Linked DNA regions of Homo sapiens: region 2 is linked to region 1. A link is a contact called in ENCODE Hi-C or POLR2A ChIA-PET data. All regions are on one chromosome and are shown on one strand. The core of a region is the stretch at or near the end of the contact, and the rest is flanking DNA. Distances in the headings are between cores, read along the strand shown. Region 1 overlaps KAT2B (lysine acetyltransferase 2B). Region 2 has its middle 83 kb from the start of UBE2E1.

Region 1 (5,227 bases), core at 2,352-4,851:
TTCAAGCAATTCTCCTGCCTCAGCCTCCCGAGTAGCTGAGATTATTGCCCACCAACACACCCAGCTAATTTTTGTATTTTTAATAGAGACGGGGTTTCACCATGTTGGCCAGGCTGGTCTTGAACTCCTGACCTCAGGTGATCTGCCTGCCGTGGCCTCCCAAAGTGCTGAGATTACAGGCGTGAGCCACCGCACCTGGCTGAATACCTTAATTTATGAGTGCCATTTTGGTCTGTGAAGCCACAAGGAATCAAAAAAACAAATATTAAAGAGTGGTCAAGGCTACAGAAAGAGAGTGGAAAGCATATCATGAGGAAATGACCCAAGACAAAACAACCCAGGTATAAATAAACACCTCATTCAAATTCTTCTCATCTATGCTCTCCATGGTTACTCCAAAATCAAATCAACAGAAAATCTTCATGACATCCCTGTCTGGAAGAAATCCTTGTGTTTATGCTGGAGTTGAATAAGAAACTGCCCTCCCTTTGCTAAATATTATAATTAGGTCCCGCTGACTGAAAGGTCTGGAACCCCCTTGGCAGGCTCTCTGAAGATGCTGGAATGGCTCCAGTTGTTACCAAATAGCCTAGGGGTTGGCCAGACCCTTCATTACATCCGAGTGACCTCTCCAGGAGCAAACCTAAGCATGCATTACCCCTGAAAAGGCCTCAGGAGGTCCTGGGTGACACTGGGGCCTAGAAACTAGTACCCTGGAATGCTAAATCCAAGACAATTTCTTTCCATTTAATACACACACACAGAATTTATCAGAAATTATCTGTCAAAATGCCAGAGCAGTCAGCTCAGACTTCGACACAGTGGAAAGATCTGTCAAACTGCTTGGCTAACATTGAGCAGTTCAGACAACCAGCTGACTAATAGAATTTTTCACCCTTCCGCCTGTTGTTTTGGCACCAAATCAACCAGGATGAGCAAAATAAGTAGTGCCTTATACGTTGTTTCCTTGGACAGCTCACGTTCTCATGGTATCAGTCATTATCTGAGATGATGACTCTCACATCCACATAACCAGCCCAACCTGTAAAGCAGAACTTCCAGCCCTCATTTCTAACTGCTTACATCCAGCATTTCTGCCCAGTCAGTTTTACAAAAAGGCTTGCCCTCCATCCCAATACTCCCTTTTCAACTACCCTATTCCCTTTGTTGGCACTGTCCTTCTCCCAGCTCCTAAGGTTAATCTGCACTCAATGCCCTCATCCAGGCCACCTGATTCTTCTTTCAAACTCTGTCAGATCTATACCTTCTCCATTCTCATTGCCAGGGCCCCAGTTCAGGCCCTTATCAGCCAACTAGAAGAAATACTTCCTCCCCTCTTCCAATACATTCCCACTCCCAACCTTCCTCCTAATACCAGCTCACATCACTGTACTCTAAAATGCCACTTAAGAACGTCAAGCATTTGTGTTTACTACTTTCCAAGGCAATTGCAGTCCAAATCATGTTATGTTCCCCTCCCAACAACCCTGTAGGACAAGTAATTCAATGCTTAGAGAAGGGGTGTGGCTTGCCTGAGTTCACTCAGCTGGCAAAGAACAAGAAGCCAACATCAAAACCTAGAACTCCTCTGTGGCATTCTAAAATACCTTGTGCCTCCTCCTTCTTAAAAGGCAAGGACACTATTATCAAATGGATTCAGTCCAAAATTTTCTACCTGAAATTCAAGACCTTCTATCAACTCATTTCTTCCTAACCTAGCAGACCCTATGTCCCAGTTTCTCTTTGACCATATTTCTCTTTTCCTCCAAGTTGGTTAGCCTCTTTATTAAAAACAATAATTATTATTTAGCATTGTTTTAATTGTAACAGTAACTGACATCTATGAGGCATTCAGAATGTCCCAGATTCTATACCAAGTTACTAAATACATTATTTCATTTTATCCTCAAAATAGCATTTGTCTATTAACAGACATATCTAATGTATCACCTCCAACAAAGAACTCTTTATTCTTACCCAAACCTGCTTCTCCTATGGTATTCTCTATCTTGGTAAATGGAACTACCATCCATTCAGTTGCTCAGGCCAAAAACCTGGACATTATCCTTCATTTCTGTCTTTTCATCACCACCTCCCTTGTAACAAATTAAGTCCTGTTGCCTCTACCCTTACAATATAGCCCAAACTAATTCTCACCCCTCCATTCCTGCTACCCTAGCCCAAGACACCATCTACTCATACCTAGACTATAATAACTTCCAACTGGCCCTCTTTATCTACTGTTTCTCTCATATACTTTATTCTTCTCAGAGCAGCCAGAGGGGTCACTTCAAACCGGAAATCTAATTTGAATTCACTGGAAACAGCCCAGATGTCCATAACAAGTCAACAGATAAACAAACTAGTACGTCCATACAGCAGAATACTCCTCAGCAATAAATAGAAATTAACTACCAATGCATCCAACACCACGGATTAATCTCAAAAATATACTGAGTGAAAGAACAGTATGTACTATGTGGTAACATTTATATGAAAAATAGCTAAATTAACTTAAAGTGACACAAATCAGATCAGTGCTTGCTTCCAAGGGAGAGAGACTTGAATGGCAAGGAGCAGGCAGAAATTTTCTAGGGGGATGGAAAAGTTCTGTCTTGATACGTATTTGTTGAAACGTATCAGAACTAAAGATCTTGACATCACTGTGTAAAAATTATATGTTGGCAATCTGGCCCCCATTTATCCCTTCCACCTAATCTCCTACACTCATACCCCCCACCCCACCCACCTCCATCTAGCCACACAGGTCTCCTGACAGGCCTCACACACGACAAGCCACTTCTGGCCCCAGAGTCTTTGCACGGCACCCTCTTCCTCACTTCTTATCATGCAGGCCTCGGTCCGTGTCCCTTCTGCAGAAGGATTTCCTGGGCATGTATCTAGAGGAATTCCCCAGGCATTCTCATTTAATTCTCTGTTTTCATTCTCTGCGAGGCACTTACCACTTTCTGTTATTTTCTGGCTTATTGTCTGCTTCTGCTACCAGAAAGCAAGCTCTGCAAGAATAAGGACCCATCTGTCACTGTATCACCAGCATCTAAATCAACACCTGGCACATTAAATAACAATTTGTTGAGTAAACGGAAAAAGTTGACATATATCACTGTCTCCACATTACAGCTGCGAAATCTGAGGCTTGTAAAGCATAAGTAACCTCCCCATAGTCACACATCAGGGTTCAAACCCAGGCAGTCTGGTGCCCAGGTCCATGTTCTAAACTACTCTCACGTCTGGCTCACAACAGTTTTGCTTCTCTGCTTGGTTTTACTCTGTTCCCTCTATCTGGGCTGGGTCTCTCTCCCACCCTTTCACCTCCCCCTGGCTCACAATGGTTTCTCTCTGCATTGACTTCATGCTTGATTATTCATTTTAATTTTTCTTTCACTTAATATCTGTCTCCTCAACAAGAAAAGGGCTCCTTGTGGCTTTTGCTTCCTTTTGCACATGTAGCAGAGAAGTGGCCACAGGCCCCTAACCGGTGCTCACAGATGTGTTCCTTTCGAGGTGGGATGAGTCAGGTAGTCCTGTGAGTATGTGCCAATCCTGGGTTACATGACTCACTTCATTATTTCAAAGTATGCTGACCTTGGCATCTTTGGCATTCTGCCATCTAGTTTCAACACCAGCTTGTCAGAGCTGATGCAAATTGGCACTGCCACCATCAATCACTATGATATTACTCAGGTCTCATCCTTGTACTTCTGGAACCTCCTGCATACCACACAAACCTCGCAAAAAGCTGCACAAGCCAAGAGTACACAACGCATGGGGACTGATTAGGATGGCATGGAATTTAATGGAAGCAACCCCATACAACTTGCCCTGAGGTTACTGACAAGATTACCCTAAACCTCCTCCTGATATTAGGTGATGTATTGTTCCAAGTGGACCATTAGAGACATTATTCACACTTTTTTCCAAAATAAATGCATCCATCTCCTTCACATCTGTAATCAATCCCAGCACTTTGGAAGGCCGATGAGGGTGGATCACGAGGTCAGGAATTCAAGACCAGCCTGGCCAAGATGGTAAAACCCCGTCTCTACTAAAGATACAAAAATTAGCTGCGTATGGTGGCAGACCCCTGTAATCCCAGCTACTCAGGAGGCTGAGGCAGAGAATTGCTTGAACCCAGGAGGCGGAGATTGCAGTGAGCCAAGATCGCGCCACTGCACTGCAGCCTAGGTGACAGAGCGAGACACCGTCTCAAAAAAAAAACAAAAAAACAAAAAACAAAAACAAAAAAAAATAAGTCTAAAGCCGGACACAATGGCTCATGCCTGTAATCCCAGCACTTTGGGAGGCCGAGGAGGATGGATCACTTGAGGTCAGGAGTTTGAGACCAGCCTTGCCAACATGGCGAGACCCCATCTCTACTAAAAATACAAAAATTAGCTCGGTGTGGTGGTACATGCCTGTAATCTCAGCTACTTGGGAGACTGAGGCAGGAGAATCACTTGAACCTGGAGATGGAAGTCGCGGTGAGCTGAGATCATGCCACTGCACTCCAGCCTGGGCTACAGAGTGAGACTCCATCTCAAAAAAATAAAATAAAATAAAAATAAATAAAAAATAAGCCTAAATGGTAAAGGAACAATTAAAGAAAGTCTATTGTAGACTTTAAAGTGGGCCACAAAGTAACAAAAAATATAAATAGTAGTTTAAAGAATGCCTTCATATACAATTGATTTTTAAGTTTACTAATATAATACAGACTTCTAGAATATATGCTAAAACTTTGTCTCACTTTGTAGCTTTTAACTCACTGATCTCATAACACTCATATACCTTCCTGAGTTTTTTTGTTTTGTCTTGTTTTTTGAGACAGGGTCTCACTCTGTCACCCAAACTACAGTGCAGCAGCACACTCACGGCTCACCACAGCCTCGACCTCCTGGACTCAAGTGATCCTCCTGCTTCAGCCTCCTGAGTAGCTAGGACTACAGACATGTGCCACCATGCCCAGCTAATTTTTGTATTTTTATAGAGATGGGGTCTCATTATGTTGCCCAGGCTGGTCTCAAACCCTTGAGCTCAAGCAATCTGCCCACCTTGGCCACCCAAAAGTAGGATCCCACACCTGGGATTACAGGCGTGAGCCACATTCCTGGCCTTAAGAATTTAATTGTAACTTGCAGAAGAGGAAACAGTGGTTGGAGAGGATTAAAATATAGGTGATTCCTCTTTGCTTGATTTGTAGGAGACG
Region 2 (5,913 bases), core at 288-2,787, 3.7 Mb before region 1:
GAGACAGGGTCCTGCTCTGTTGCCCAAGCTGGAGTGCAGTGTCACAATCAAGTTCATTGTAACCTCAAGCTCTTGGGCTCAAGTGATCCTCCCACCTCAACCTTCAGAGCAGCTAAAACTAAAGATGAACACCACCAGCAGGCTAATTTTTAAATGTTTTTGTAGAGACAGGGTCTCACTATGTTGCCCAGGCTTGTCTTCAAGGCCTGGCCTCAAGCAATCTTCCTGCCTCTGCCCTTCAAAGTGTTGGGTAACAGGCATGAGCCCCCAGCCTGGTCCTTGCTTACCTGTCTTGATTAAGGAGATGATTACTCAAGCATATATATCAAAAGCCATCAAAATATACATTCAAAAGCTATGCATTTTAGTATATGTAAATTATAACTCAATTAAACTTTTTTTTAAAATGTGATTTTTTCTTATCATCAACTGATGCACAGTGTCTTCCCACCAATATCATTATAATGAAAACATGTCTGTATAACAAATTGACTTCAGGCTCCACCTGACACCCACAGGTCTCGAACGTCATTTGAAACCACAAGTGAAAAGTTAGAAAAGTTTGAGGAGTTTGTTTCAATGGGAGCTGTGGTCTGAATGTCCCCCCCTGAAAAATGCGTATGTTGAAACCTATCCCCCAGTGCAGTAATATTAGAAAGTGGGGCCTTTAAGAGATGATTAGATCCCACAGGCAGAGTCCTTATGATGGGAGTAGTGCCCTCAACAGAGTGAGACCCCCTTCTTCCCCATGAGGACGCAGCAAGAAGGCGCCATCTATGAACAAGACACCCGAATCTGCCAGTGCCTTGATCTTGGACTCCCAGCCTCCAGAACTGTAAGCAATAAATATTGTTTATAAGCCACTCAGTTTATAGTATTTTTGTTATAGCCGCCCAAATGGATGAGGTTGATCCTTTCCCCCGAGAAACTGAGAACAGGCATATAGAACATATATATATATATATATATATATAAAATATATATAGCAAGTTGACATTGTGACACCCAAGTGTATGATTAGAGGACTCATCTTTTTGAACAAGAAATAGACGAGGCTGGGTATTGCTGAACTCCTATGGTTATCACAGTAGGAACACATAGTGGTCTGCTATAAACTGGAAGAAAGTAGTTTGAGAAACATGGTTCTAAGCTACCCTCTTAGCTTGAAAGCCACTCAGGAAAGAGCTTCCCATCACCCTGGCTCCACTGTTATGTCTACATCAGTGCAGCCCATATGAAGTGTGCTCAGTGGATCCTTGTGCATTTTTATTGATTTTGGGCCTGAGGCTTCTGGACAAATAAACACAGTTGTGAGAACTAGGCTATTCCAGTCCTTAGGATTGCCCTCTACCCAGAAAAAGCCTAAACAGAGCAGAAAAGCCTAGTTGGAGCAAGCATTCTCTTAAGGGCCTAGAAAAACTTGAGCCCCAGACATTGTTCCAAGGCTAGTCCTGCCTTCATGTCTTGCCAGATGCAGAGATGGTTAGTGGCTACTTCCAGTATCACTTCTCTACTTCTCCTTACTTCCTCTTTACTTGCTAGCCACATTGTGACCAAAAATAAAATATTAATCTCCCAGCCTCCCTTGCTGCTAGATATGACCATGTGACTTGTGGCCCAGAAAGCTGAATTCAGTGGGCCTTTCAGGAAGGCAGTCTAAAGAGAGCTAACTTAGCATGGAAGGCCTCTCTTTTTCTTTACTTTCCTTCTTTTTCTGGCTTATAACTCCAGAAGCCCATTTTGGACCATGAAGCAATCTGAAGGATGGAAGCCATATGCTAGAATGCAGCAGCAGAAAGACTGATGAAACCTAGGTCCCACCAACCCTGGATGCCTGCCTCCAAACTTACTTTCTTTTTCTTTTTTTTGAGACAGAGTCTCGCTCTTGTTGCCTAGGCTGGAGTGCAGTGGTGCGATCTTGGCTTACCACAACCTCCACCTCCCGGGTTCAAGCGATTCTCCTGCCTCAACCTCCCGAGTAGCTGGGATTACAGGCACATGCCACCACACTCAGCTAATTTTTGTATTTTTAGTAGAGAAAGGGTTTCCCCATGTTGGTCAGGTTGGTCTCGAACTCCCGACCTCAGGTGATCCGCCCACCTTGGCCTCCCAAAGTGCTGGGATTACAGGCTTGAGCCACCGCTCCCGGCATGCCTGCCTCGAAACTTTCTTTAGAGAAGGAAGAAAGAGGCTACTATTATTTTTGGTAATTCTTAGGTTTTCCTGTTTCATGCAGCCAGTTGATTCATAAGCCAAAGTTTGCCTTTTCTCCTTTGTTCACTGACAATAATCCATGAAGCAGCGAGGCCCTGTCCATCTGTCATCCTGGACATTGCTAAGGAAAGCAAACTGGTAGGACAGCAATCTGCTTACACAGTCTCTCAGGCAAATTTGCACTTACAAGAGGACCACCAGAAAAAGCACTGTTTCACCCAAAAGAAGCTTTGTGGTATTACACGGAAATAAAATTTGGGATCTTTCAATTTTTCTGTGTAGATCTAAATACATGTAGACTCTGAGAAATGTATGAAGTGCATCCTCCAGCCATTGGTAGCCACGAGTAGGGATTTTGTCACAGTTATGAGAGGAAAAATGAAAGTTAACCAGTTACTTTTAAGATTCAGACAAACGTGTTTGGAAGGCTGTAAATTAATGACTTGTTGGATGGAGACATTATGCAAGTTAATTTTCCAGTCTTCAGAAAACATTTTCAAAGGGAAATTATATTCTCCAACATATATTTGGAGAATCATTTGATATTTGTATCAAACATTTTTTTTTTTTTTTTTTTTTTTTTTTTTTTTTTTTTGAGACGGAGTCTCTCTCTGTCACCCAGGCTGGAGTGCAGTGGCGCGATCTCCGCTCACTGCAAGCTCCGCCTCCCGGGTTCACGGCATTCTCCCGCCTCAGCCTCCCGAGTAGCTGGGACTACAGGCGCCCGCCACCGCTCCCGGCTAATTTTTTGTATTTTTAGTAGAGAAGGGGTTTCACCGTGCTAGCCAGGATGGTCTCGATCTCCTGACCTCGTGATCCACCCACCTCGGCCTCCCAAAGTGCTGGGATTACAGGCGTGAGCCACTGCGCCCGGCCTTGTATCAAACATTTTAAAGAAATGTTGCTCTTCTCCAGAATAATTACATATAAGACTGAACTCTTCTCTGAAAACAACTGAACATTTTTCAGAGTTAATAAATAAATTGTTTCTGAATACAGAAGTCAACAGTTCTGAGATTTACAAATGATTAGATGAGTTTACTCACTGAGAAGTGTCACACAACTAGTATAACAAATGTCAACATTCCCCTAAACACTGTAATTTGTACACTGCATGTAGGCATAGCATCTAGAAACTCATTTTGAACACCTTGGGAAAATTAATGGAACATATTAACAATTGGAAAACAATGCTGCAGACTTCCCCAGCACCTCACCCTTTAATTTTTTTTTTTTTTTTTTTTGAGGCAGGGTCTCATTCTGTCTCCCAGGCTGGAGTACAATGGCGTGATCTCAGCTCACTGCAACCTGCAGCCTCCTAGGCTCAAGTGATTCTCCCACCTCAGCCTCTCAAGTAGCTGGCACGATGCCCAACTAATTTTTGTGTGTGTTTTTTTTTTTTTTGTAGAGACAGGGTTTCACCATGTTGACCAGAATAGTCTAAAACTCCTGAGCTCAGGTGATCTGCCTGCCTTGGCCTACCAAAGTGCTGGGATTACAGATGTGAGCCACTGCGCCTGGCCCTCACCCTTTAATTTAATGGGCCAATGTACAAATCCCTAGTCAGATGTGAAGTCCTTCCATTTGAAGAATGAGGGTTATCTTAAAGAAAGGAACAGGCTGGGTGCGGTGGCTCATGCCTGTAATCCCAGTACTTTGTGTGGCCGAGATGGGTGGATTACCTGAGGTCAGGAGTTTGAGACCAGCCTGGCCAACATGGTGAAACCCCGTGTCTACTAAAAATACAAAAATTAGCCGGGCGTGGTGGCACATGCCTGTAATCCCAGCTACTCAGGAGGCTGAGGCAGAAGAATTGCTTGAGCCCGGGAGATGGCCGTTGCAGTGAGCCAAGATTGTGCCACTGCACCCCAGCCTGGCCGACAGAGCAAGGCTCTGTACCCCCTGCAAAATAAATAAATAAATACAAATAAATAACAAGAAAGGAACAAAGAAAATAATTTTTGACAAAGTGCTGGGTAGAACCACTTGCAGCAACATTAATTTATTTACATTGAACTTTCCAAATGCATTTATGAGATATCTTTTGGTTGATGTGGTTTTCTCTTGAGCTTGAGATTCCTTATAGCCTATCTCCATTAGGAAAGAGGGAGTGGTATAACAAATTAAATGCCTCAAAGAAGCACTATGTATTCAATGACAGTTGGCTAAGAGAAGACTGAGAAAGTAGTTTCATTTGTTTTGTTTTTCTTTTCTCGATAGGTGCTTTTAGTTCTGTGAGCTGACATGCTTAGAGCCCAGCCAAGAACACAAGGCCAAGTCTTCAATTGCTAATCAAATAAATAAGCCTAAATCCTGAATGTAAACTTCATGCCTTTTATAATAATCACAGTTGAATAGGCTTGGCTGGACTTCAGTCATCTATCACTAGCAGTTTGCACTTGCATTTGGGAGTGTTTCACAGACCCAGTTCCACTATCCTCTTCCCAGCCCAAGCCCATCCCTTGGCATGTCCTCTTCACAGACTGTGGTCAGTACAGTGAGTCCGTGGCCTAGGCTTGCTTTGGCTGCCACACCCTCAGCTGGAGTGACAAGGCTGGCAGAATGAGGCAGAAAGAGTAGATGAGCTGTTGGCGATGATCACAGGGTTCTTTCCCACAAACACCTTCTGTTCTTGCCCTTTACTGCTTTTTAAACACTTTATCTATTGTTTTTGTTTCGTTGGAATGTTAATTTGCAGAAATAATATATGCAATATAGGATTATATTCTATTTGTAAAAAATTAAAACTTCTAACTCAATGGCGTCATGAATCAACTGGATATAGTTGACATCTATAGACTACTTCATCTCACAACAGAAGACTGCACATTCTTCTCAAGCTTACATGGAACATGCAAGATAGGCCATATTCTGAGCTATAAAACACACTTTAACCAATTTAAAAGCATAGCAATCAGGCCGGGCATGGTGGCTTAGCTCACGCCTGTAATTCCAGCACTTTGGGAGGCCGAGATGGGCGGATCACTTGAGGTCAGGAGTTCGAGACCAGCCTGGCCAACATGGTGAAGCCCTGTCTCTACCAGGAAAGAAAGAAATAAAGAAAGAGAGAGAGAGAGAAAGAAAGAAAGAGAGAGGGAGAGAGAGGGAGGGAGGGAGGGAAAGAGAGAAAGAAAGAAAGAAAAAGAAAGAAAGAAAGAAGGAAAGAAAGAAAGGGAAAGAGAGAGAGAGAAAGAAAGGGAAAGAGAGAGAGAAAGAAAGAAAGGGAAAGAGAGAGAGAAAGAAAGAAAGAAAAAGAAAGAAAGAAAGGAATCATACCACGTGTACCACTAGGCCACAATGGAATTAAACTAGAGATCAATAACCAAAAAAACCCCAGAATACTTGAAAATAAACAAAACACTTCTAAATAATACATGGGTCAGAGAAGAAATCTCAAGAGAAATTTAAAAATATTAGGAAAAATGTTTGGAAAATGAAAATTCAACTTGTTAAAATTTGTGAGTTACAGCAAAAGCAGTGCCTAAAGGGCAATTTTAGCATTGAATGCATGTATTAGAACAGAGGAAGATCTAAATCACTAATATAAGCTTCTACCTTAGGAAACTAGAAAAAAAGAGTAATTTAAATTCAAAGAAAGCAGAAGAAAAGACTTGATAAAAACTGGAACAGACATCAGTGAAATTGAAAACGGGAAATCAATAGAGAAAATCGGTGAAACCAAAATTGTCTTTTAAAAAA

Evidence for each region. Hi-C counts contacts between places; a loop is a spot of excess contacts on that map. ChIA-PET counts read pairs that join two places held with the same protein, here RNA polymerase II (POLR2A). Pooled maps may share reads with other maps.
Region 2: a loop to region 1 is called in a map with no recorded cell type, with 5 times the contacts of the local background. The contact joins two enhancer-like sites. A Hi-C loop is called at or near these places in 1 of 37 single-sample maps with no recorded cell type and 1 of 50 pooled maps. POLR2A ChIA-PET finds 5 or more read pairs at or near these places in 1 of 52 experiments (PC-3).

The regions. Positions count from the first base shown.
Region 1 is chr3:20,053,150-20,058,376 of GRCh38, reverse strand. The region is part of intron 1 of KAT2B (lysine acetyltransferase 2B); the gene reads right to left. Among named protein-coding and RNA genes, the nearest start is that of KAT2B, 15 kb to the right of the region's middle. RefSeq lists an enhancer at 3,180-3,419. Within about 2 kb of position 3,601, at least 18 of the 41 ENCODE cell types and tissues checked have a DNase peak (open chromatin) inside an H3K27ac peak, as active enhancers do.
Region 2 is chr3:23,719,760-23,725,672 of GRCh38, reverse strand. No RefSeq gene overlaps it. Among named protein-coding and RNA genes, the nearest start is that of UBE2E1, 83 kb to the left of the region's middle. Within about 2 kb of position 1,537, at least 2 of the 41 ENCODE cell types and tissues checked have a DNase peak (open chromatin) inside an H3K27ac peak, as active enhancers do.